Regions from separate parts of the Mus musculus genome. Here regions 1 and 3 are each linked to region 2. Evidence: chromatin loops called from intact Hi-C (ENCODE). Cell type or tissue: left cerebral cortex. All regions are shown on one strand.

Region 1 (8,000 bases), 1.1 Mb after region 2:
TATTTCATTTATTTTTTGGGGGGGGGGTTCGAGATAGGGTTTCTCTGTATAGCCCTGGCTGTCCTGGAACTCACTTTATAGACCAGACTGGCTTTGAACTCACAAATCCGCCTGCCTCTGCCTCCCAAGTTCTGAGATTAAAGGCTTGTGCCACCATGCCCAGCTAGTTTGCTTTCTTATGGAATCCAAGACTATCAGCCCAGGAATGGCACCACCCACAATGGTCCTTCCTCCATTGATCACTAATTGAGAAAATGCCTTACAGCTGGATCTCATGAAGGCATTTCCTCACCTGAAACTTTTCACTGTGATAAGTCCAGCTTATGTCAAGTTGACACAAAACCAGCCAATACAGGAAGGATGTATAAGCATGTAAAAAAAAAAAAAAAAGAATGTAATATGCAGGAATGTAATTCTCTACATAATAATTCTTAAGTTTTCAAACACCAGTAATTTTATTTTAGCAATGTTCCTAGCCAATTACTGAATACTCAACTCTAATTACTATAGAGAGGATTTGCTTGTGTCAGTGCTCTAAAGAGGGAAGAAAATTCATTTAAGATTTCTCTCCAAAAGCAAATGGAATTGCAACGCTGCTGTGAATGCTTCTAGTTTATGCATTTCCAAATTAAAACATTAACTCTTATTATCTACATATTTAATCCTATTCTATATGTTCAGGAATTTCTTGAAAGCATTTAATTTCACTTTTAGCTGTATAATTTTCACTTGAGAACTATGCAGTTAGTTCTGTTTTTCACACATCTCCTAAGCCTCAAACATGATTAAATGTAATATTTGTCTATTGGTTAAAGGTAAAATGGCAACATGCATTTTTGGTTATGTTATATTATGCAAAGTCATCCTTACCCCACACTTGTTAAATGTCTTTTTTCCTAATGGATAAAACTAAGAGTAAAATTAACAGCAAGGAGTATTATTTAATTCTTTACTCTTGGGACTGTGGAGGTTGAAGGAAGAGGATTGCTCTGAATTTGCTGCTAGTTTAAGCCACAGCGAGAGGATCCTGTCAGCTTTGGCTGGAGAAGTGACCTTTAAAAGGGCAGGGGGGAGACAGAGAGAGAGACAGAGAGACAGAGAGAGAGAGAGATAGAGAAAGTGAGAAAGAGAGAAAGAAAGAGAAAAAGAGAGAAAGAGAGAAAGAAAGAGAGAGAGAGAGAAAGAAAGAGAAAGAAAGGAAGAGAGAGAGAGGAAGAGAGAAAGAAAGAAAGAAAGAAAGAAAGAAAGAAAGAAAGAAAGAAAGAAAGAAAGAAGGAAGGAAGGAAGGAAGGAAGGAAGGAAGGAAAGAAAGAAAGAAAGAAAGAAAGAAAGAAAGAAAGAAAGAAAGAAAGAAAGAAAGAAAGAAAGAGAGAGTAGAGAAAGAGACAGAAAGAGAGAGTGAGAGGGGAAGGGAAGATGACATAAATTTTACTTTTAGAATTTCAGGTGTAAATTCTGAATGCATAAGAATGATTTTCTTATAAAACATTAATAGGGAAGTGAACTAAGCATACAGTTAAAGAAAATGGGCATTTCCTGAAAATCATAATGCTACATGAAAACTGAATGAATTTTGTATTGAATATGGATTTTAACTGTTGGGTTGTCTGCACATGGACTGTTTGCAGTTGAGATCCATAGCCATATATTAGATAGATCTTGGTGAGTCTTGTGGAAGATTTGGGGGAGGATTGAGGGACCAGAAAAGGGCAGGGACTCCACAGGAAGACCAACAGAGTCAACTACCCTGAAGACTTCAGTGATCCCAGACACTGAAACAACAACCAAAAACCATATATGGGCTGGACCTAGTTCTCTTGGAAATATGTAGCGGATGTGCAGCTTGGACTTTATACAAGTCCCCCAATAAATGGAGAATTGTACTGTCTCAGACCTGTTGTCTCCATGTGAAACATTTTCCCCTAACTGAGCTGCCTTGTCTGGCTTCATGGGGAGAGAATGTTGCCAGTCCTGCAAAACTTGATGTGGTGTGTGTGTGTGTGTGTGTGCGTGTGTGTGTGTGTGTGTGTGTAATGTCCATCACTTCAGAGGAGTGGAGGGATAATGGGGTTAGGACCTGTGTAAAGGGGGATTCTGAGGAGAGTGGGCTGATATTAGAATATAAAGTTAATAAATAAATAAAAATATTAGGAATGAAATATAACAGAAAATTGATATTGGAAAACAAAGGAAGGTTTGCAATCCCTTTATCATTCTGCATGCTTGAGTGAAAAACAGTTCTGCTCTCCAGCATTCTATTCCTCAGCAACAGGTAAAATAACTGGATCCACATGGATGCACCCGACCTCTTGTCTGACCTTCAATACATTCACGAAAGATGGATGCCAACATTCAGTAAATGGCTACGGCCATACAGTTTCAATGAATTCCGCAGCCTGGCATGAACCAATTTTTACTAAGAGTTTTACTAACTTTACAAAAAAAAATCCATGGATAAGACCTAATTTTTTTTTTATTAATGGCATCAGGGAGGATTATGGTGTAGTGAGTAAATGTTATGTAATTATGCTGTATGGATTTAAAGCACTTGTAAATTGTCAAATACTGGCTCTAAAATGTTGTAATTTACTTGAGTGTTTGATTAAGCAATTTTTGGAAAGAAATTCTCTTAAATAAATGAAATCTTCAAAATTCCAGTTGTGACCTGATGATACAAAACATTCACATTTATTATATATGCACAACAAACACTATAAATGTAAGAACATGTAGGCTAATATTTCTGTTCATATCTCAATTCAACATCAAAATTATGAGCAAAATACTGTCAAATTAATCACACATTTTCTTTTGTGTTAGATGGTTATTGTAAACATCATATCTTTTTGTTCATTGACAAAACTTGAATCATAAAGGGAGGTTTATTAAACCCATAACTCTCCAGTGGATACCTACATACTCATGGACACACATCGAAATCATAGTGTATAACAAAGTGAAAGATGAGTGAGAGAGGAAGGGAGAGAGGGGAAAGAGAGGGAGAAGAGAGGGGGAAGAGAGGGGGAAGTGGAGGGATGAAGGAGGAAGGGAGGAAGGGAGAGTGGGAGGGAGGGAGGGAGGGAGAAAGATAGAGGGGAGAGGCAAGGAGTTCATGAGTGAGAGTAGTCAATATAAGGACAGATTAAATTGAAATGCACAGGTAAACAATAATGAGACAATCTGAACCACTCTCCAGGTTCCATGCCTAATTCTGGGTGCCATTCTTTCTCATGTTTAACAATCCCATTCCACCTACAATAACAATTCCCTTGAAATAACAAAACAGTCCTCAAAAGTTGCTGTTAATCCTCTATCTTCCTCTATTTTCCCATGTTGGGCTTATTTCCTTACAAAACAAGCAAACAATAATCCAAAACAAAATTAATAGAAGTAAAATTTAAGAAAAGCTAGCCTAAGACTTTGCCAGAGAATTATCAGACACTGACATCTAGTGGAAGTGAAAATCCATGACTATAAAAGAGTTTTAGTAAGCCAGCATCCCAAGTGTAACCTAAATCCAGATGCAAATGCAGAAGGGCACACAGATGTGTGTGTATATCTTATTTATATGCTCTTTTACACTTCTGCATGTGTCAAACTGTTGATATTTGGAAAAAAACGGAAATAATTGGTTGAATGAACATTGCTTTGGCTGGGTATACAGTATGTACCATTAAAAGCTGAAGAACTAAGGATAATCCATATTTCATCTGTCTCTATTTCTGTCTCTGTCTGCCTGTCCTTCCTTCTTTCTTCCCTTCCTCCCTTCTTCTTCCTTTCTTGCTTCCTTTCTTCATTTCTTTCTTCTTTCCTTCCTTTCTTTTGGGTCTGTGGATTATAGCATGTAATTTATGGCTAAAATACATGTATAAGTGATTACACGGAATGTATATTCTTTTGAGTTGGGTTATTTCACAATTTTTTAAGTTCCATAAATTTGCCTGAAAATTTCATCATTTCCTTGTTTTTAATAGCTAGGTAATATTCCATTGTGTAAATGAATGCTATTTTCGGTGTTCATTCTTCCATTGAGGGGTGTCTGGGTTGTTTCCAAGTTTTGGCTTTTTTGAATAAAACTGCTTTGAGCACAGTTGAACAAGTGTCCTTTTGGTATGGTGAAGCAAGCTTTATATATATGGCCAAAGTGTTATAGATGGATCTTGCGTAGAACTTTCCCATTTTTATGAGAACCTCCCAAATTGATTTCCAGAGTGGTTGTACAAGCTTGCACTCCATCAGCAGTGGAAGAGTGTTCCCCTTCTCCACAACCTTGTAAGCAGGTGTTGTCACTTGAGTTTTTGAACTTATCCATTCTGATCTGTGTAAGATAGAATGTTAGAGGTTTTTATTTTATTTGCATTTCCATGAAGCCTAGGGATATTTAACATTTCTTTGACTACTTCTCCAACGTTAAAAAGTTTTCTTTTGAGGATTCTGTTCTTTTTTTCATAATGTATATTTTATTTACATTACCTCAACAAAGCAGCTCCCTTCCCTACTCTCCTCTGAGTTTAACCCTTACAAATCCTTCCACCTGCTACCCTTCCCCTTCCTAGAGAAGGGTATAGCCTCATCCCCTTGTGTTTCAATCCATGCTGGAATATCTTTCCTCAATAATACTAAGCACCTCCTCTCCAAGTGAGGTCTAACAACACAGTCCAGGTAGAGAAAGTGGATCCAATACAGGGAACAGGGTCAGAGATAGTCCCCTCTCTGATTGTAAGTAAGGGTACCCACATGATGACCAAGATGCATACTTGCTACAAATATGCAGGTGATCTACATCAGGTCCAGTAAGTACTTCTGGTTTCACAGGAGAGCAGAAGGGGAAGGTTTCAATTGTGTCCTGGTATATCTTCCTGGAAACTATCTTATGAGTAGACGTTTTGCTGAACCAGACATATGAGCTATATATTATTTTTTGAATATTTAAGGGCCTCTTATGTATATTACACTTTCATCTGGGAATAGCTATACTTTTTCTTTTCCAACTTGTATCCCCTTGACCTCCATTAGCTGTATTTTGCTCTAGGTAGAAATTCTCATTTTATATTGAGATATGGAGAGACCGAACAGCTCTGTCTTTTCCCTGATTTTAGTCCAATTGTTTTATATTTCTTTCCATTTAATTTGATGTTGGCTATTGGTTTGCTGTATATTGCCGTTCTTTTCTTTTCTTTTTTTTTTTTTTTTTTGTGCTTGTGTATATGACTGGAATTGCTGATCCCTCCAAGACTTTTAACATGAATGTTCCTAATATTGAATTTTGTCAAAGGCTTTTTTAAGCATCTAATAAGATAATCGTGAGGGTTTTTTTTTCAATTGTAAATATGGTGGATTTCATTGATAGATGTTTGCATGTTGAATCATCCCTGTATCCCTTGTATGACGCCTACTTGATCATGGCGGATGATCTTTTTGATGTTTTCTTGGATTTAGTTTGTGAGAGTTTTTTTGAGCATTTTATGACAATATTCATAAGGTAAACTGGTCTGACATTATTTTATTTTGTTGAATCTTTGTGTGGGTTAGGTATCAGGGTGACTGTGACCATATAAAATGAGTTTGACAATGTGCCTTTTGTGTCATTCTTGTGGAATATATTTAAGAGTATTGGTATTAGCTCTGCTTAGAATATCTGATAGGATTCTGTACTAAAACCATCCAGCCCTCAACTTTTTTGGTTGGGATAATTTTAATGACTGCCTCTACTTCTTTAGGGGTTATAGGACTATTTAGATTATTTACCTGATTGTGATTTAACTTTGGTCAGTGGTAATTATCAAAAAGATTATCCATTTTAATTAGAGTTTGCAGTTTTGTGGAGTACAGGTTTTTGAAGTAAGACCTAATGATTTCCACACTGTCTTTTGTTATCTCTAGCTTTTTATTTCTAATTTTCTTAAAGTGGATATTGTCTTTCTGTTGTTTAGTTAGTTTACCTAAGGGTTGGCTTACCTTGCTGATTTTTTCAAAGAACCAGCTCTTGGTTTCCTTGATTCTTTCCATTTTTTCTTTGTTTCTAATTTCTTGATATCATCCTTGTTTATTATTCTTTCCCACATTCTACTCCTCTTGGGTGTGTTTCCTCTGTTTTTGTTATTTGTTCTTGTTGTTCTAGAACTTTCATGTGAGCTATTAAGTTGCTACTGTGATATCTCTTTAACTTCTCACTAAGTTCAAAACACTTAGTGCTACGAACATTCCTGTTAGCAGTTCATTTATTGTGAGTCATATGTTTGGGAATATTGTGCCTTCTTTGTCATTGAATTCTAGAAAGTCTTTAATTTATTTCTTTATCTCTTCATTTACCCAGTGGTCACTGGGTAAAGAGTTGTTCACTGTCCATGAGATTGTAGGATGTCTATTGTTTCCGTTGTTGTTGTAGCCCAGACTTATAATCATGGTGATTTGTTGAGATGTGAGTGGTTATTTGAAATTTATTGTTGAGTCTTGCTTTGTGACTGAGTATACTGTCAGTTTTGAAGAAGATTCCTTGAGTTGGAAGAAGGTATATATGCTTTCCTGTTTGGGGGAAAGGTACTATAGGTCTATTTTTGGTTCATTTGATTCATAACCTTGGTTAATTTTATTATTTCTGTAATTTTTTGTTTTCTTAACCTGTTCCTTGGTGAGAATGGTGTCTTGAAGTATCCCATTCTTAATATTGAGGGTTCACCAAGTAATCTTAATATTTAGTAATGTTTGTATAATGAATGTTGGTACTGTTACATTTTGTGCATAATCATATTTAAGTGTCTTTTTGGTGGATTTTTTATTTGATGCATTTGAAGTGTCCTTTCTCATCTCTTTCAATAATTTTTGGTTGAAAGCATATTTTATTAGTTATTAGAATAGGTACTGCAGCTTGTTATTTGGACCTGTGTGCTTAGAAAACTCTTTTGAAGCACTTTACTTTGGTATATGTCTATATTTATTGCTGAGGTGTGTTTTTTGTAAGTAGGATCTAGAATACTGGATCCTATTCACACATCCAGTCTCTTAGCCTTTGTTGTTTTATTGGGGAATTGAATCCATTTGTGTTCATAGATAATAATGACCAAACATTGTTAATTCCTGTTATTTTGATGTTTATGTCTTGTGTGTGTGTGTGTGTGTGTGTGTGTGTTATTTGTGATTGTGTTTATTTTGATGTTACTTGTGTTGTGGGAAATAATAAGAAATGAATGGCGACATTCCTGCAATACTTTTGGTCACCTGAAACTCTGCCCCATGGGAACTGCCTGGTCATGCACTGGCAGGCAATGGCCTACCTGTTTTTATATCAGGAACTCTCTGACTCAGAACTCCATAATCTCTCCACCCAGCTCACCAAGTTCCTACTGACAGGTCGTTACCATGCCAATCCTGTGCTTCAAATTCTCCATGGCCTTTGCAGTACACCTCAGACAAACTGATGCTTTGCCTACATACATTTCTCTCTTGAACCTGGACAAGTCAACAAGTGAAGGAAAACACAAGAAAACTTAGTTCAGAAACAATGGTAACCCAATTGTTAGGTGCAACAATAAAATCTTAATCTTGTAAGCCTCATTAAAGGGATAAAAAAAAAAAGGGTTAGATAAAAATGGATCTATTATGACTGCCCTACAAAAGACCCAAAAAAAGAGCTGAAAGAGTCAGATGCAGATATTTGCACCCAACCAATGGACAGAAGTAGCTGACCCTTGTTGGTGAAGTAGGGAATGCTAAAGAAAGCTGAGGAGAAAGGCGATCCTGTAGGAGGACTACCAGTCTCAATTAATCTGGACCCCTGAGAACTCTAAAACCCTTGATCACCAAACAGGTAGCATACACCAGATGATATGGGGCCACCAACACATGTACAGCAGAGGACTTGCAGGTCTGTGTTAATCCTCAATACTGGAGGCCCCAGACAGTTAGTGTTCAGGTGGAGTGAGGGTGAGGGCATCCATGTGGAGACCAGGTAGGTTAGGGAGGAAGTATGGGATATAGAGCAGTCAAAGGGTGGATGGGGG
Region 2 (8,000 bases):
GTCTTTTCTTATCATAGTGCGCAACTGTGTGTATCATAGTGCACAACTGTTGTTTCATCCTTGGACCTGAATGTTTTTCCTTGAATATAAATTTGTCTCAAGCTTATTTCTCCTTTTAGTGTAATTATGAAAGTTCACTTTATTTCTTATTTTGAAGCCTTTACTTACTATTATGAGGACTGGGCATATTCTATTTTTGATTCCAACTTTATTACATCTTTCTAGCAAAACAATTACCACCTTATGCTTGCTGCCACACCCCTCTTTCCTACTTTGGTGGACTCTTATCCCTCTGGTACCAAAATAAAGCTCTCTCTGTATGTAACTCATGCTAATCCTGGACTTACTGTATTTTGATTGCACTAGTGAATGTTTAGTTTTGATATACATATTCCACTTATGACAGTCAATAACATATGTGTTTACTATAAAATATAGTTCAAACAAGCCTTGGTTTATTAGCTGCTTTCTAGATGTCCCTATAATTAGCATAAGGTGGTAAAAATCCTTACAACACTTGCACTTTTTCTCTCTTTTAGCTGGTTGTTGTGATCACAGTTCTCAGCATGATGTACTATGGAAGGCTGAAAGAAAAGGTAAAAATGTCCATGACTTGGCAGAGAAAGCAAAGATACGTGGGTGTGGGGTTACAGGGGTAGAGATGGGTGTGTGGGGATGTAGAGTGTTGGTTCAGTCAGTCCTTAGGAATTTCTGGGTGATTTTTGTTGTTATTTTTCATTTTTAAGGGTTTTTAGTGCCCCATTAAGTGAATCATTTTCTCTGCTCCCATGCCAGAAATGGTTTAGCTTTAAGAAGTCATTTATGTATCTTAACAGTACTTTGGAAAAGACAGGAGCACAAACCTGAGAAGAAACACATAATGTATGTGTGTTGTGTAGCTCTAGGAATATTAAATAGCCTTTAGAATATTAAATATATCACAAAAATAATTCATGGGGAAATGGAGACCATGAAGTATTATTAGTTTTTCAAAGGTAGTTAATGGACAAGAATGAGTTAAATGATATCATATGGACTTTGTGCTTCAAGCTGGTTCTGTCCACAAACTGCAGAAATATGAACAACTTTCAAATAATGTGAATTGTTAAGGCACTCGGAGTCTGACCCACTGACTATTTATTTAGCTTATAATGAGTTTCAGTGGGCTTCTCTGGGTCATATTTCTTATCTGGCTGGCTAAGGAGGCCAAATGTTCTGAATGGAGGTGGTACCTTCTATGCTGTAAGCTGATGAGCTGTCAGTAGGTGGTAGTGGCACAGAGCCAAGGATTCAGTTTTGCTATAGGTTTGCTTAGCAGATGTTGGTTTTACAGTCAGCTCCGTGTTTTTTTTTAATTAGATGTTTTCTTCATTTACATTGCAAATTTTATCCCCTTTCCTCATTTCCCTTCTGAAAACCCCCCTTTCCTATCCCCCTCTCTTTTTTCACTAACCCACCCACCCCACTTCCCTGTCCTGGCATTCCCCTACACTGGGGCATTGAGCTTTCACAAGACCAAGGGCCTCTCCTCTCATTGTTGTCCCACAAGGCCACCCTCTGCTACATATGGGGCTAGAGACATGGGTCACTCCGTGTGTACTCTTTGGTTGGTGGTTTAGTCCCCAGGAGGTCTGGGGATACTGGTTGGTTTATATTGTTGTTTCTCCTATGGGGCTGCAAACTCCTTCAGCTCCTTGGGTCCTTTCTCTAGCTCCTTCATTGGAGACCTGTGCTCAGTCCAATGGATGGCTGTGAGCATCCACTTCTGTATTTGTCAGGCACTGGCAGAGCCTCTCAGGAGAGAGCTATATCAGGCTCCTGTGAGATCAATTCTTAAAAAAACAAAAACAAAAACAAAACAAAACAAAAACCAAACAAAAATCAACCAACCAACCAACCAACCAACCAACCAAAAAAACTCCCCCCAAAACAAAACTAAAAACAAAACATACCACCGTTGATAACAAAATAAAAACAAAACACAACCCCAAACACCCCAAAAAACAAAAGCAACCTTGTAAACCACAAAACAAAACACAACACCTCACCAAACAAACAAACAAACAGCACCACCACCAACAACAACAACAAAACCTACAGTGCTATGAATTTTAGCGCTAAAGTTGTGAGATACAAACAGCAACAATGATTTAATCAGCCGTATGAGATTGCTTTGTTAATAATTGAGATGCTTAAGTATGCTAAGTTGATAAAATTCTGATGCTCTTTCATGAAAGATCAGCTTAATTTGTGTTGCCTTCTCTTGGAGCATCAGAGAAACTTAATTTCTATGCCCTTACTAAATATTTTTCTCTGTCTTTTAAAACTGGGTCAGTAGAGATTTTGGCAATAAATTTTTCCAGCACTCAGGCCACTTTGAGCATTATGGAAATTGAATTACTTAGTCTCATGTGCTTCAGGGAGCAATGGCTTTCTTCCTTTTCATATTTGCATGTCCCAAATTTGCTTGTAAACTGTAAGATATAATTTAGCACGAATTGCTTTTGAACCTTAGTGGTTAAAACAGCCTCCCCCCGTTCTCTTTTCTCCTCCCTTTTCTTCTTCTTCCTCCCCCCTTTTCACCTTCTTTTTCTTTTCTCTACCTCTGAAATGTGAAATTAGGGAAAATGGTAATACATTACGTTAGATTTTTAGGAGGTAAATGTTTATAATAAAACATTTGCCATAACAAATTCCCCAAATACTTCAGCTCATGAATTCCTTTCAATACTGTTTTGCAGAAATGGACTTGGGATAAATGGAAAATTCATTCAGGATTTGGGACGTGTAAGTTCACCCTAAAAGTTAAATTTCATTTTAAGTTAAATTAGTTTAACTTCATAAAAATGGCTAAGGTCCTATAGGGAGCTGATCAAGCCCAGCCAAGATGTAATTGTGGATGTCTCTCCCAAAATACTTCCTCCGCCATCTACTGATTCGCTGTTCAAATCCTTACCTAAAGGAAACATCTGGTATGAATTTTTTTTTAAAATGGGGGGGGGGGAGGTGTTTTAAAATACTAAATAACTTTCTGTGTTTTTTCCTAGTTGACTGTAGAAAAAATCTCTTATAAGCATCACCTGTCAATAAAAAAGATGATGGCCAATGAGCTGAGGCAGGAAAGAGGAGGTGGGACAATGTCAGGAAGAGAGAGGATTCTGGGAAATAGTGAGAGAATAAAAGGGAGATTTGCCCAGAACCTGGGGGAGATGGAAGTAAAGGCGTACGTAGCTGAACTCATGAGAGAATAAGGAGAGATACTGAGAGAGATTAGAGAGAGAAGCTGAGGGAATGCTGAGGAGACACAAAGAAAGAAATGGACGGGGAACTGAAAAGAACTAACTAAGTGGTAGATAAAGAATAGTTTCAATAAGTTAGGAGCTATTCAGGGAATGAGCCAAAGCTTGTGGACAACATATTTAATAATGAACAAATCGTCTTAGTGTCACCATTCCGGTAGCAAGGGCTGGCAAGGAAAAATGGATTTTATTTTTCTTTTCTTCTTTTTATTTTTTACAGTTGAAGTTTTGTAATATTGGTGAATTTCATTTTTTCTTATAAAAATTAGCTCATCTATACCTTTACATTTATTTTGTCACAGGCCTGTCATGAGAATTCAGCTTGTGCTTGCTTGACTAAAAGGTGCCAGTTCAAGGTGCTCGGTGAGTGGACTTTAACAGAGACACAGGAACAACTGGGCAGGGGAGAGAATCTTCGTGCAAGCAGCATAGGAGAGTTAAATGTAAGAAAAATAGCAGGAGGTAAGGCCTTTAGGATTTCTGATCCAGGGTTATTAAAAATGACACCACCCAGGGCTGAAAAACATATTTCAGTGAAATCCTGACTCTGATCCCTGGTGCTAAGCAAACTGGTGGCAACAATGCCTTTAGTCTCAGCATTTTGGAGATGGGAGCAAGAAGATCAGAAGTCCAAGGCCAGGTGGGAACTTTCGTGATCTTGCCTAACAACACAACACAACACAAAACAAAACAAAACAGAGCCTCCAAGTAAAGACGGCTTGAAAAGTATCATACTTACATTTTTGATTGACTAGACCCAAAATGAGAGTGTGTGCTGAGGAAACCCTTTTAAGGAAGCAGGACGACAAGCTACACAACCATGGGGCATTTAAAAAAAAAATCCACCATTCTGGAGGAAAGAAGTGTACCTAGGATATCTAAGGAGCTCTCAGATAACGGTTTAAAAAGAAATGGCCAGAAGACAGACATTTCCCAAAGCAAAAACATGGATAGCAATAAACATGTAACATAATGTTCATCATTGCGAGTCATTAGGGGAAAGCCATTTAAAAATGCCTCAGTCAGGGTCATCATTCCTTGCTATTGAGAATGGCCGAGACAGAACCATAGAACCCTGGCAAAATTCACTGCCAGCAGGAACCCAAACCTGAATAAGCACTTTCAAAATAGTTTGGAATTGTCATCATGGGAAAATATGGGTTGTTTCTGTCACATGCTGTGACTCTAGCCATTAAGAGTAAAGTCATTTAAAGAAACAACATAAAAATAGTACAATGGAAATATGCTGTTAACATATTCACTCAATGTTTCGTTGCAAAGAAGAAACTGACATTATTTGTAGTCATTATATACAACATAAATGTATAGTTTATTTTATTAGAATTTTAATGTCCAATGATTTCTGGTTAAAAATTATAAAGTATTTTAGGGCCAAACTTAAAGTGGTTTGTTTCAGGTTTTAGTTTAAAAATTCAGATGGCCACTAGATGGCAGAAGAGGCTTGTATTTTTGTTAACTTGCTTAAAAACAGGAAACGGGATTAATTTTGTTCTCTTAACAAATAAAAGGAATCTGTAATGATGGATATTACTGGTAACTGGCAAGGTTTAAATTGCAACTATAATATCAGTGTTGGTGTAAATTAAATAAGACATAATAAATAAAACCCACCGAAGGCACCACATGCAGAGTTAAACCTTGTAAAATAAACCAGGGCTAGCAGACTGATATTAAAAATGTGCACTTCAGAGCTTGACATTGAGCTTTGTCAGGGTACAGAGAATATTTGGTTTATAATCTTAATGGCTCTCAGAAATGTGCAGCCATTCCTTAATTTTTCTGTCTTCCCATTAATAATTTACCCAGAATGCAGCTGTTCTTCGCTACGGTTCTGGGAAACCGTCTTCTTCCTCTTTTAGATATAAGGATGAAAGTAGGCAAGTGAAAAGGAGCAAAATTCCGTGAATTTTATGATACCACACTTCAAATTACTCAATGGTTTTCAACTTGATGAAGTTGAGAGAAAAGGATCTATAGAACTTTTAGGAAACGCCCCTCGCGAGGGGCAAACTGAGACATTAACTTGAATAACTGCTGAGGTAGTCTGTGGAAGAGTGATAGCTTCGAGTACCTGAAGCCTAGGTTCAGCACCCCCCCCCCCACCCCCTCAGCATAAACCAGCTCGCAAACCTTTAATCCCAGCATTGAGCAGAGGTTGGAAGCAGGAGGATCTAAAGTCCAAGGTCATCGGCTACTTGGTAACGTTAATGGCCAGCCTGGATTCTGATACAGTATCAGAAGAAACAACCCTTCCCAAATAACCCTCAAACCAACAAAATCAAAAGCTTAGCCTCATCAACATGCATCATTCTAAATATACACTGTCAGCGGCGTGGCGGTGGTGTAGAGGCAGAGATGGGTAGACTTCTGAGTTTGCAGCCAACCTGGTCTACAGAGTGAGTTCCAGGACAGCCCGGGCTACACAGAGAAACCCTGCCTTGAAAAAAGAAAAACACAAACAAAACAAACAAACAAAACAAGAAACCCCAAATACACATTATCACCACGGACATTTCTGATGTATGTATTTGCATAGGTCCCGTTCCTGCGTTTCATTATAAGGACAGATTGAATGAGAAGGTAGGTAGTCAGCACTACACATGCCGGAGAGGGACAGTGACGTATCTACTGAGAATTCATAGGAGGATTCTCTATTCTAAGTAAGATTCTTCCAAGGAGATGAGTTCAGATGGAATTCAGGTGGAACCTCTTTCGGAAAGCCCAGAGAGGGAATCGTGCACAGGAGATTCAGCATCTGCCCAAAGAACAAAGGAAATCCCTTATTTTAGTGGCCTTTAAAGGAGAGAGTTCTCCTAGTTAGAGGGAAGGGGCTTCTGAGGGTAGCAACTTTGTGACAATATTAGACAGGATATGAAGAGGTAAGTCACAAAGGTAATCTTAATGTCCCGTCTTCCAACAACCTTTAGAAATAAGCATTTACTTTTATAAATGAAGCCACATTGAATATGTTTGAGTAAGTGTCCTTGTGGTAGGATGGAACACCCTTTGGGTATACGTCCAAGAATGGTATACTTGGGTCTTCAGGTAGATTGATTCTCAACTTTCTGAGGAGCCGCCATATTGATTTCCACAGTGGTTGTGCAAGTTTGCACTTCTACCAGCAATGGAGGAGTGTTCCCTTGCTTCACATCCTCATCAACATGAGCTGTTATTATGAGCTGTGTTATAGATCTCAGCTTTTCTGACAGGTATGACAGGTTTTATTTCATTTCTTTGATGGCTACGGATGCTGAATATTTCCTTATGAGTTTCTTAGCCATGTGAGTCTTTTCTCATTCAAGAATTCTCAGTTTGCATCTGTATCCTAGTTTCTAGTTGTGCAATTTGTTTTCTTGATACATAGTTTTTCTGAGTTCTTTATAAATTTTGGACATGAGTCGTCTATTGGATATGGAGTTGGTAAAATCGTTTTCCAGTCTGTAAACTGTCATTTTGTCCTATTAATGGTGTCCTTTGCCTTACAGAACCTTTGCAGTTTCATAAAGTCCCATTTGTTAATTGTTGGTCTTGGGGACTGTGCTAATGATGTTCTGTTCAGAAAGTTATATGTTGTGCCAATGTGTTCAAGGCTATTCTCTACTTCCTCTTCTATCAGGTTCAGTGTATTTGGTTTTATGTTAAGATATTTTATCCATGTAGAGTTGAGTTTTATGCATAGTGATAGTATGCATCTCTTTGGACTCTTCTAAAACTGCTGTCTAGTTTCATCAGCCACAATTTTGGAGATCCTGTTTTGTTTTGTTTTGTTTTGTTTTGTTTTGTTTTGTTTTGTTTGCTTTTTTGTTGTTTTTTTTTCCCAGTCGTTTGTCTGGCTTCTTTATCAATAATTAGCTGTCCACTGGTGACTAGACTGATGTCTGGATCTTTAGTTTAATTCCATTGATCAGTGTCTGTTTTTGTACCAATACCATGTAGTTTTTATTACTATAGCTTTGTAGGACAACTTGAAATCAGTGATGATGATACCACCAAGATTGTTTTTCCAGTAAAGATTAGATGTATTGTTTTTCTTGTGTTTCACTATGAAGCTAAAAATTGTGCTTTAAGATCTGGAAAAAATTGTGTTGGAATTTTATTGAGGATTACATTGAATCTGTAGATTGCATTTGGTAGGGTGGCCATTTTTACTATGATAATCCTGCTGATTCATTAGCATAGTAGATCTTTTCATCTTCTAATATCTCCTTCAAAGCCTCGAAGGGTTTTTTTTTTTTGTTTGTTTGTTTCGTTTTGTTTTGTTTTAATCACACAAGTCTTTTAGTTGAGTTGTCACAATTGTCCCAAAATACTTTATATTATTTGAGCCTATGGTGAAAACTGTTTCCTGATATTTTTCTTAGACCATTTGTCATTTGTATATAGGAGGGCTACTGAATTTTGTGAGATAATTTTGTATCCAGCTACTTCAATGAGAGTGTTTATCAGATGTAGGAGTTTCCTTGTGGAAGTTTTAGGGTCATTTATATATACTATTATATCATCTACAAATAAAGATATTTTGACTTCTTGTTTTTCAATTTGTATTCCTTTGGTCCAATTGTATCACTTCAGTTGATTATTGCTCTACCGAAAAGATTCCAACTAGAAGGCTGAACAATATGGAGTTAGTGGACAACCTTGTCTAAAGTTCTGATCTTAGTGGGATTGCTTTCATTTTTT
Region 3 (8,000 bases), 960 kb after region 2:
ATTGACAAGGGCAAAGCACTATTCTAGGAGTTAGAACAGGCCAACTCCCATACTCTCTCACATTCTAGCCATTGCACCCATTCCAGGAACCATCTCTTTTTTAGGAATTTCTATTACTACAGCTTCACCTGTGGTTAGCAAGGAGGCCACCCCAGAAGCATCCAGTAAGGCAGATCTTAAAACCTTTGTTTGATCAATGATTCCATTTTCAATCATGTTCATAAAATCTCCCAGCTTGGCGTTATAACCAACTTCTGAGGAAATCTGCAGAATTTCCTCAATTATCAAAGATCCTCCAACACCTACATTCTCAGCAATTGTCATTGCAGTAACTTCAAGTGCTCTTTTTATAATTTTTATACTTATTTTCAGATCTCCATTAGCAGGCTTTAATGAATCCATGGCTGGGATATACCAAAGCAAAGTGCAGCCTCATTCTAGAACCCTTTCTTCTCATTCATTTCAACATGACTTCTACCTCCAATCTTGAACACAGCTACTCCATCTGAAAGTTCTACAAGTAGCTTGTTCAGCTTTTCCTTTATATATTTGCTAGTGGTGATGTCTAGCTGCTTAGTGTTTTTTTTTTTTAATATATTTGTCTTATCAAAATAATATATACATGCATTTTTGGTTATGTTATATTATGCAAAGTCATCCTTACCCAACACTTGTTAAATGTCTTTTTTCCTAATGGATAAAACTAAGCGTAAAATTAACAGCCAGGAGTATTATTTAATTCTTTACTCTTGGGACTGTGGAGGTTGAAGGAAGAGGATTGCTCTGAATTTGCGGCTAGTTTAAGCCACAGTGAGAGGATCCTGTCAGCTTTGGCTGGAGAAGTGACCTTTAAAAGGGCAGGGGGGGAGACAGAGAGAGAGACAGAGAGACAGAGAGAGAGAGACAGAGAAAGTGAGAAAGAGAGAAAGAAAGAGAGAAAGAGAGAAAGAAAGAAAGAAAGAAAGAAAGAAAGAAAGAAAGAAAGAGAAAGAAAGAGAAAGAAAGAAAGGAAGAGAGAGAGGAAGAAAGAAAGAAAGAAAGAAAGAAAGAAAGAAAGAGAGAGAAAGAAAGAGAAAGAAAGAAAGGAAGAGAGAGGAAGAAAGAAAGAAAGAAAGAAAGAAAGAAAGAAAGAAAGAAAGAAAGAAAGAAAGAAAGAGAGAGAGAGAGTAGAGAAAGAGAGAGTGAGAGGGGAAGGGAAGATGACATAAATTTTACTTTTAGAATTTCAGGTGTAAATTCTGAATGCATAAGAATGATTTTCTTATAAACATTAATAGGTAAGTGAACTAAACATACAGTTAAAGAAAATGGGCATTTCCTGAAAATCATAATGCTACATGAAAACTGAATAAATTTTGTATTGAATATGGATTTTAACTGTTGGGTTGTCTGCACATGGACTGTTTGCAGTTGAGATCCATAGCCATATATTAGATAGATCTTGGTGAGTCTTGTGGAAGATTTGGGGGAAGGATTGAGGGACCAGAAAAGGGTAGGGACTCCACAGGAAGACCAATAGAGTCAACTACCCTGAAGACTTCAGTGATCCCAGACACTGAAACAACAACCAAAAACCATATACGGGCTGGACCTAGTCCTCTTGGAAATATGTAGCAGATGTGCAGCTTGGACTTTATGCAAGTCCCCCAATAAATGGAGAATTGTACTGTCTCAGACCTGTTGTCTCCATGTGAAACATTTTCCCCTAACTGAGCTGCCTTGTCTGGCTTCATGGGGAGAGAATGCTACCAGTCCTGCAATAACTTGATGTGGTGTGTGTGTGTGTGTGTGTGTTTGTAATGCCCATCACTTCAGAGGAGTGGAGGGATAATGGGGTTAGGATCTGTGTGAAGGGGGATTCTGAGGAGAGGGGGCTGATATTGGAATATAAAGTTAATAAATAAATAAAAAATATTAGGAATGAAATATAACAGACAAGTGATATTGGAGAACAAAGAAAGGTTTGCAATCCCTTTATCATTCTGCATGCTTGAGTGAAAAACAGTTCTGCTCTCCAGCATTCTATTCCTCAGCAACAGGTAAAATAACTGGATCCACATGGATGCACCCGACCTCTTGTCTGACCTTCAATACATTCACGAAAGATGGATGCCAACATTCAGTAAATGGCTACGGACATACAGTTTCAATGAATTCCACAGCCTGGCATGAACCAATTTTTACTAAGAGTTTTACTAACTTTACAAAAAAAATCCATGTATAAGACCTATTTTTTCTTTTAATAATGGCATCAGGGAGGATTATGGTGTAGTGAGTAAATGTTATGTAATTATGCTGTATGGATTTAAAGCACTTGTAAATTGTAAAATACTGGATCTAAAATGTTGTAATTTACTTGAGTGTTTGATTAAGCAATTTTTGGAAAGAAATTCTCTTAAATTTATGAAATCTTCAAAATTCCAGTTGTGACCTGATGATACAAAACATTCACATTTATTATATATGCACAACAAAGACTATAAATGTAAGAACATGTAGGCTAATATTTCTGTTCATATCTCAAGTCAACATCAAAATCATGAGCAAAATACTGTCAAATTAATCACACATTTTCTTCTGTGTTAGAGGGTTATTGTAAACATCATATCTTTTTGTTCATTGACAAAACTTGAATCATAAAGGGAGGTTTATTAAACCCATAACTCTCCAGTGGATACCTACATACTCATGGACACACACCAAAATCATAGTGTATAACAAAGTGAAAGATGAGCGAGAGAGGAGGGGAGAGAGAGTGAAGAAAGGGGGAAGTGGAGGGATGAAGGAGGAAGGGAGTGAGGGAGAGTGGGAGGGAGGGAAGGAGGAAGGGAGGGAGGGAGGGAGGGATGGAGGGAGGGAGGGAGGGAGGGAGAAAGATAGAGGGGAGAGGCAAGGAGTTCATGAGTGAGAGTAGTCAATATAAGGACAGATTTAATTGAAATGCACAAGTAAACAGTAATGAGACATCTGAACCACAATCCAGGTTCCATGCCTAATTCTGGGTGCCATTCTTTCTCCTGTTTAACAATCCCATTCCACCTACAGTAACAATTCCCTTGAAATAACAAAACAGTCCTCAAAAGGTGCTGTTAATCCTCTATCTTCCTCTATTTTCCCATGTTGGGCTTATTTCCTTACAAAACAAACAAACAATAATCCAAAACAAAATTAATAGAAGTAAAATTTAAGAAAAGCTAGCCTAAGACTTTGCCAGAGAATTATCAGACACTGACATCTAGTGGAAGTGAAAATCCATGACTATAAAAGAGTTTTAGTAAGCCAGCATCCCAAGTGTAACCTAAATCCAGATGCAAATGCAGAAGGGCACACAGATGTGTGTGTATATCTTATTTATATGCTCTTTTACACTTCTGCATGTGTCAAACTGTTGATATTTGGAAAAAAACGGAAATAATTGTTGGAATGAACATTGCTTTGGCTGGGTATACATTATGTACCATTAAAAGCTGAAGAACTGAAGAAAATCCATTTTTCATCTGTCTCTATTTCTGTCTCTGTCTGCCTGTCCTTCCTTCTTTCTTTCCTTCCTCCCTTCTTCTTCCTTTCTGTTGGGAGCCGCCCTCACATTTGCCATTATAAGATGGCACTGACAGCTGTGTTCTAAGTGGTAAACATAATCTGCACACGTGCAGGGGCAGTTTTCCCGCCATGTGTTCTGCCTTTCTTGTGATGACAACTGGGCCGATGGGCTGCAGCCAATCAGGGAGTAATACGTCCTAGGCGGAGGATAATTCTCCTTAAAAGAGACGGGTTTTGCCATTCTCTCTCTTGCTTTCTTGTTCTTGTTCTTTTTCTTGCTCTTGCTTTCTTGTTCTCGTTCTTTTTCTTGCTTTCTTGTTCTTGTTCTTTTTCTTGCTCTCTTGCTCTTCTTGCTCTCTGGCTCCTGAAGATGTAAGCAATAAAGCTTTTGCCGCAGAAGATTCTGGTTTGTTGCGTCTTTCCTGGCCGGTCGCGAACGCGTGTAAGAGTTGGTGCTGAGACCCGGGACGGGACGAGAAGACCTGGGACGAGAAATCCCGGGACGAGAAAACCTGGGATGGTTACCATCACCGGCGCAAGGAAGATCCCTCATTCCGGAACCAGAACTGCGGGTCATGGTAATGAAGTGTTCCCGTAAAACAGACTGTTGAGAAGGATTCAACTGTGTGAATTCAGAACTCTTCAGCTGGGGAATGGTGGTAATGAAGTGTTCCCGTAAAACAGACTGTTGAGAAGGATTCAACTGCGTGAATTCAGAACTCTTCAGCTGGGGAACGGTGGTAATGAAGTGTTCCCGTAAAACAGACTGTTGAGAAGGATTCAACTGCGTGAATTCAGAACTCTTCAGCTGGGGAACAGGGTACCCGTAAGTATAGCTTTACAAGGTAAGTCTGGTCTTGAACTTTCTAACGAAATTCAAGACAGTCTATCAGAAGTAAAGTGGGAAATAGCTTTACAAGGTACGTCTGGCCTTGAACTTTCTAACGAAATTCAAGACAGTCTATCAGAAGTAAAGTGGGAAATAGCTTTACAAGGTACGTCTGGCCTTGAACTTTCTAACGGAATTCAAGACAGTCTATCAGAAGTAAAGTGGGAAATAGCTTTACAAGGTATGTTTGGCCTTGAACTTTCTCTAGTGTTAGGAGCCTTTTTGTTCCTTTTCACATGTTATCAAGCGGTTAAGGCAGGGCTGAAAATTCTGGATGAAATTCAGGGCAATCTATCAGAAGTAAAGCGGGGAGAGAGAGTAGGAGCAAAGAGGAAATATGGCGCACAAAATAAGTATATAGGCCTTTCCACGGGTCTTGAACCTGAGGAAAAGTTTAGGTCAGGTAAGAATACCTGGGGAGAGATTAGAAGGAAGGAGAAGGAAAAAGAAAAGAAAAAAGATCAATTAGCGGAGGTCTCTAGGAGAAGGAGCCTATACTCATCACTAGATGAGCTCAAGGAGCCAGTTCTTAGTAGTTCTGAATCAGATGAAAAGGCTATTAGGGCCTGGAAGGCGCTCTCCTGAGCAGGTGAAGCCACTGGACAACTAACAAAGATCGTCCAGAGACCTCAGGAGTCATTCTCAGATTTTGTGGCCAGAATGACAGAGGCAGCAGAGCGTATTTTTGGAGATTCAGAGCAAGCCGCACCTCTGGTAGAACAGCTCATTTATGAGCAAGCCACACAGGAGTGCCGAGCGGCCATAGCCCCAAGAAAGAACAAAGGTTTACAAGACTGGCTCAGGGTTTGTCGGGAGCTTGGGGGAACTCTCAACAATGCAGGCTTAGCGGCCGCCATCCTCCAATCCCAAAAATGCTCCATGGGCAGAAATTAATCAACTCATAGATCTTGACTAGGAACAACTAGATGTATTATGGCAAATAGCTCAGCTGGGATGTGAATAAAAGTTTCCGGGATTGCCCGTTACTTCCATTCAGTATGAGAAATTTACTAGGGCAGCTAATTTGTTAAAAAGTCTTTCTCAGTATATGTTACAGAATTGGATGGCTGAATTTGAACAAACCCTTCGGGAATTGAGAATTGCCATCATTCAGGTCAACTCCACGTGCTTGGACCTGTCCCTGACCAAAGGATTACCCAATTGGATCTCCTCAGCATTTTCCTTCTTTAAAGAATGGGTATGGGTGGGATTATTTGGAGATACACTTTGTTGTGGATTAGTGTTGCTTCTTTGGTTGGTCTGTAAGCTTAAGGCCCAAACTAGGAGAGACAAGGTGGTTATTGCCCAGGCACTTGCAGCTCTAGAACATGGTGCTTCCCCTGATATATGGTTATCTATGCTTAAGCAATAGGTCGCTGGCCATTCAGCTCTTGCACCCCACGAGGCTAGTCTCATTGCACGGGATAGAGTGAGTGTGCTTCAGCAGCCCGAGAGAGTTGCACAGCTAAGCACTGCAGTAGAAGGGCTCTGCGGCACATATGAGCCTATCCTAGGGAGACATGTCATCTTTCAAGAAGGTTGAGTGTCCAAGTGTCCTTCTCCCCAGGAAAAACGACACAGGACCAGACTAGGACCCCTCTGGGTGATGAGCCTGGGAGGAGGTTTTGTGTACGGCTCCTTTACCTGCACACTGGGGATTTGACCTCTATCTCCACTCTCATTAATATGGGTGGCCTATTGCTCTTATTAAAAGAAAAGGGGGATCTGTGAGGAGCCGCCCTCACATTTGCCATTATAAGATGGCGCTGACAGCTGTGTTCTAAGTAGTAAACATAATCTGCACACATGCAGGGGCAGTTTTCCCGCCATGTGTTCTGCCTTTCTCGTGATGACAACTGGGCCGATGGGCTGCAGCCAATCAGGGAGTAATACGTCCTAGGCGGAGGATAATTCTCCTTAAAAGGGACGGGGTTTTGCCATTCTTTCTCTTGCTTTCTTGTTCTTGTTCTTTTTCTCTCTCTTGTTCTTGCTTTTTCTCTCTCTTGCTCTTGCTTTCTTGTTCTTGTTCCTTTTCTCTCTCTTGCTCTCTTGCTCTCTGGCTCCTGAAGATGTAAGCAATAAAGCTTTTGCCGCAGAAGATTCCGGTTTGTTGCGTTCTTCCTGGCCGGTCGCGAGAACGCGGGTAAGACCTTTCTTGCTTCCTTTCTTCATTTATTTCTTCTTTCCTTCCTCTCTTTTGGGTCTGTGGATTATAGCATGTAATTTATGGCTAAAATACATGTATAAGTGATTACACGGAATGTATATTCTTTTGATTTGGGTCATTTCACAATTTTTTAAGTTCCATAAATTTGCCTGCAAATTTCATCATTTCTTTGTTTTTAATAGCTATGTAATATTCCATTGAGTAAATGAATCCCATTTTCCGTGTTCATTCTTCCATTGAGGGGTGTCTGGGTTGTTTCCAAGTTTTGGCTTTTTTGAATAAAACTGCTTTGAGCACAGTTGAACAAGTGTCCTTTTGGTATGTTGAAGCAAGCTTTATATACATGGCCAAAGTGTTATAGCTGGATCTTGCGTAGAACTTTCCCATTTTTATGAGAACCTCCCAAATTGATTTCCGGAGTGGTTGTACAAGCTTGCACTCCATCAGCAGTGGAAGAGTGTTCCCCTTCTCCACAACCTTGTAAGCAGGTGTTGTCACTTGAGTTTTTGAACTTATCCATTCTGATCTGTGTAAGATAGAATGTTAGAGGTTTTTATTTTATTTGCATTTCCATGAAGCCTAAGGATATTTAACATTTCTTTGACTACTTCTCCAATGTTAAAAATTATTCTTTCGAGGATTCTGTTCTTTTTTTCATAATGTATATTTTATTTACATTACCTCAACAAAGCAGCTCCCTTCCCTACTCTCCTCTGACTTTAACCCTTACAAATCCTTCCACCTGCTACCCTTCCCCTTCTTAGAGAAGGGCATAGCCTCACCCCCTTGTGTTTCAATCCATGCTAGAATATCTTTTCCCAATAAGACTAAGCACCTCCTCTCCCAGTGAGGTCTAACAACACAGTCCAGGTAGAGTGGATCCAATAGCAGGGAACAGGGTCAGAGATAGTCCCCTCTCTGATTGTAAGTAAGGGTACCCACATGATGACCAAGATGCATACTTGCTACAAATATGCAGGTGATCTACATCAGGTCCTGCATGCTCTTTTGTTTGTTGCTCAAGAAGTAAGTACTTCTGGTTTCACAGGAGAGCAGAAGGGGAAGATTTCAATTGTGTCCTGGGATATCTTCCTGGAAACTTTCTTATGAGCAGACGTTTTGCTGAACCAGACATATGAGCTATATATTATTTTTTGAATATTTAAGGGCCTCTTATGTATATTACACTTTCATCTGGGAATAGCTATACTTTTTCTTTTCCAACTTGTATCCCCTTGACCTCCATTAGCTGTATTTTGCTCTAGGTAGAAATTCTCATTTTTTATTGAGATATGGAGACACTGAAGAGTTCTGAATTTTCCCTGATTTTAGTCCAATTGTTTTATGTTTCTTTCCATTTAATTTGATGTTGGCTATTGGTTTGCTGTATATTACCTTTCTTTT

Evidence for each region. Peaks named below come from ENCODE experiments on the same cell type or tissue, not always from the same donor. Only the 100,000 strongest peaks of a DNase experiment are listed, where the experiment ranks them.
Region 1: it touches region 2 in a loop (9-fold over the local background); 6 of 42 quality-filtered maps call a loop at or near these places.
Region 3: it touches region 2 in a loop (10-fold over the local background); 7 of 42 quality-filtered maps call a loop at or near these places.

The regions. Positions count from the first base shown.
Region 1 is chr8:55,402,574-55,410,573 of GRCm38, reverse strand. No RefSeq gene overlaps it. Among named protein-coding and RNA genes, the nearest start is that of Gm51594, 24 kb to the right of the region's middle. In left cerebral cortex, a CTCF peak has its summit at 3,424 (motif pointing left); no DNase peak of the experiment used is centred here.
Region 2 is chr8:56,482,976-56,490,975 of GRCm38, reverse strand. 4930518J21Rik (RIKEN cDNA 4930518J21 gene) reads left to right here and starts at 6,008. Exons shown (of 3, transcript NR_131020.1): 1 at 6,008-6,199. In left cerebral cortex, a CTCF peak has its summit at 4,741 (motif pointing right); DNase peaks (open chromatin) are centred at 1,252 and 4,780.
Region 3 is chr8:55,524,868-55,532,867 of GRCm38, reverse strand. It overlaps the pseudogene Gm20586. Among named protein-coding and RNA genes, the nearest start is that of Gm51600, 11 kb to the left of the region's middle. In left cerebral cortex, a CTCF peak has its summit at 3,162; no DNase peak of the experiment used is centred here.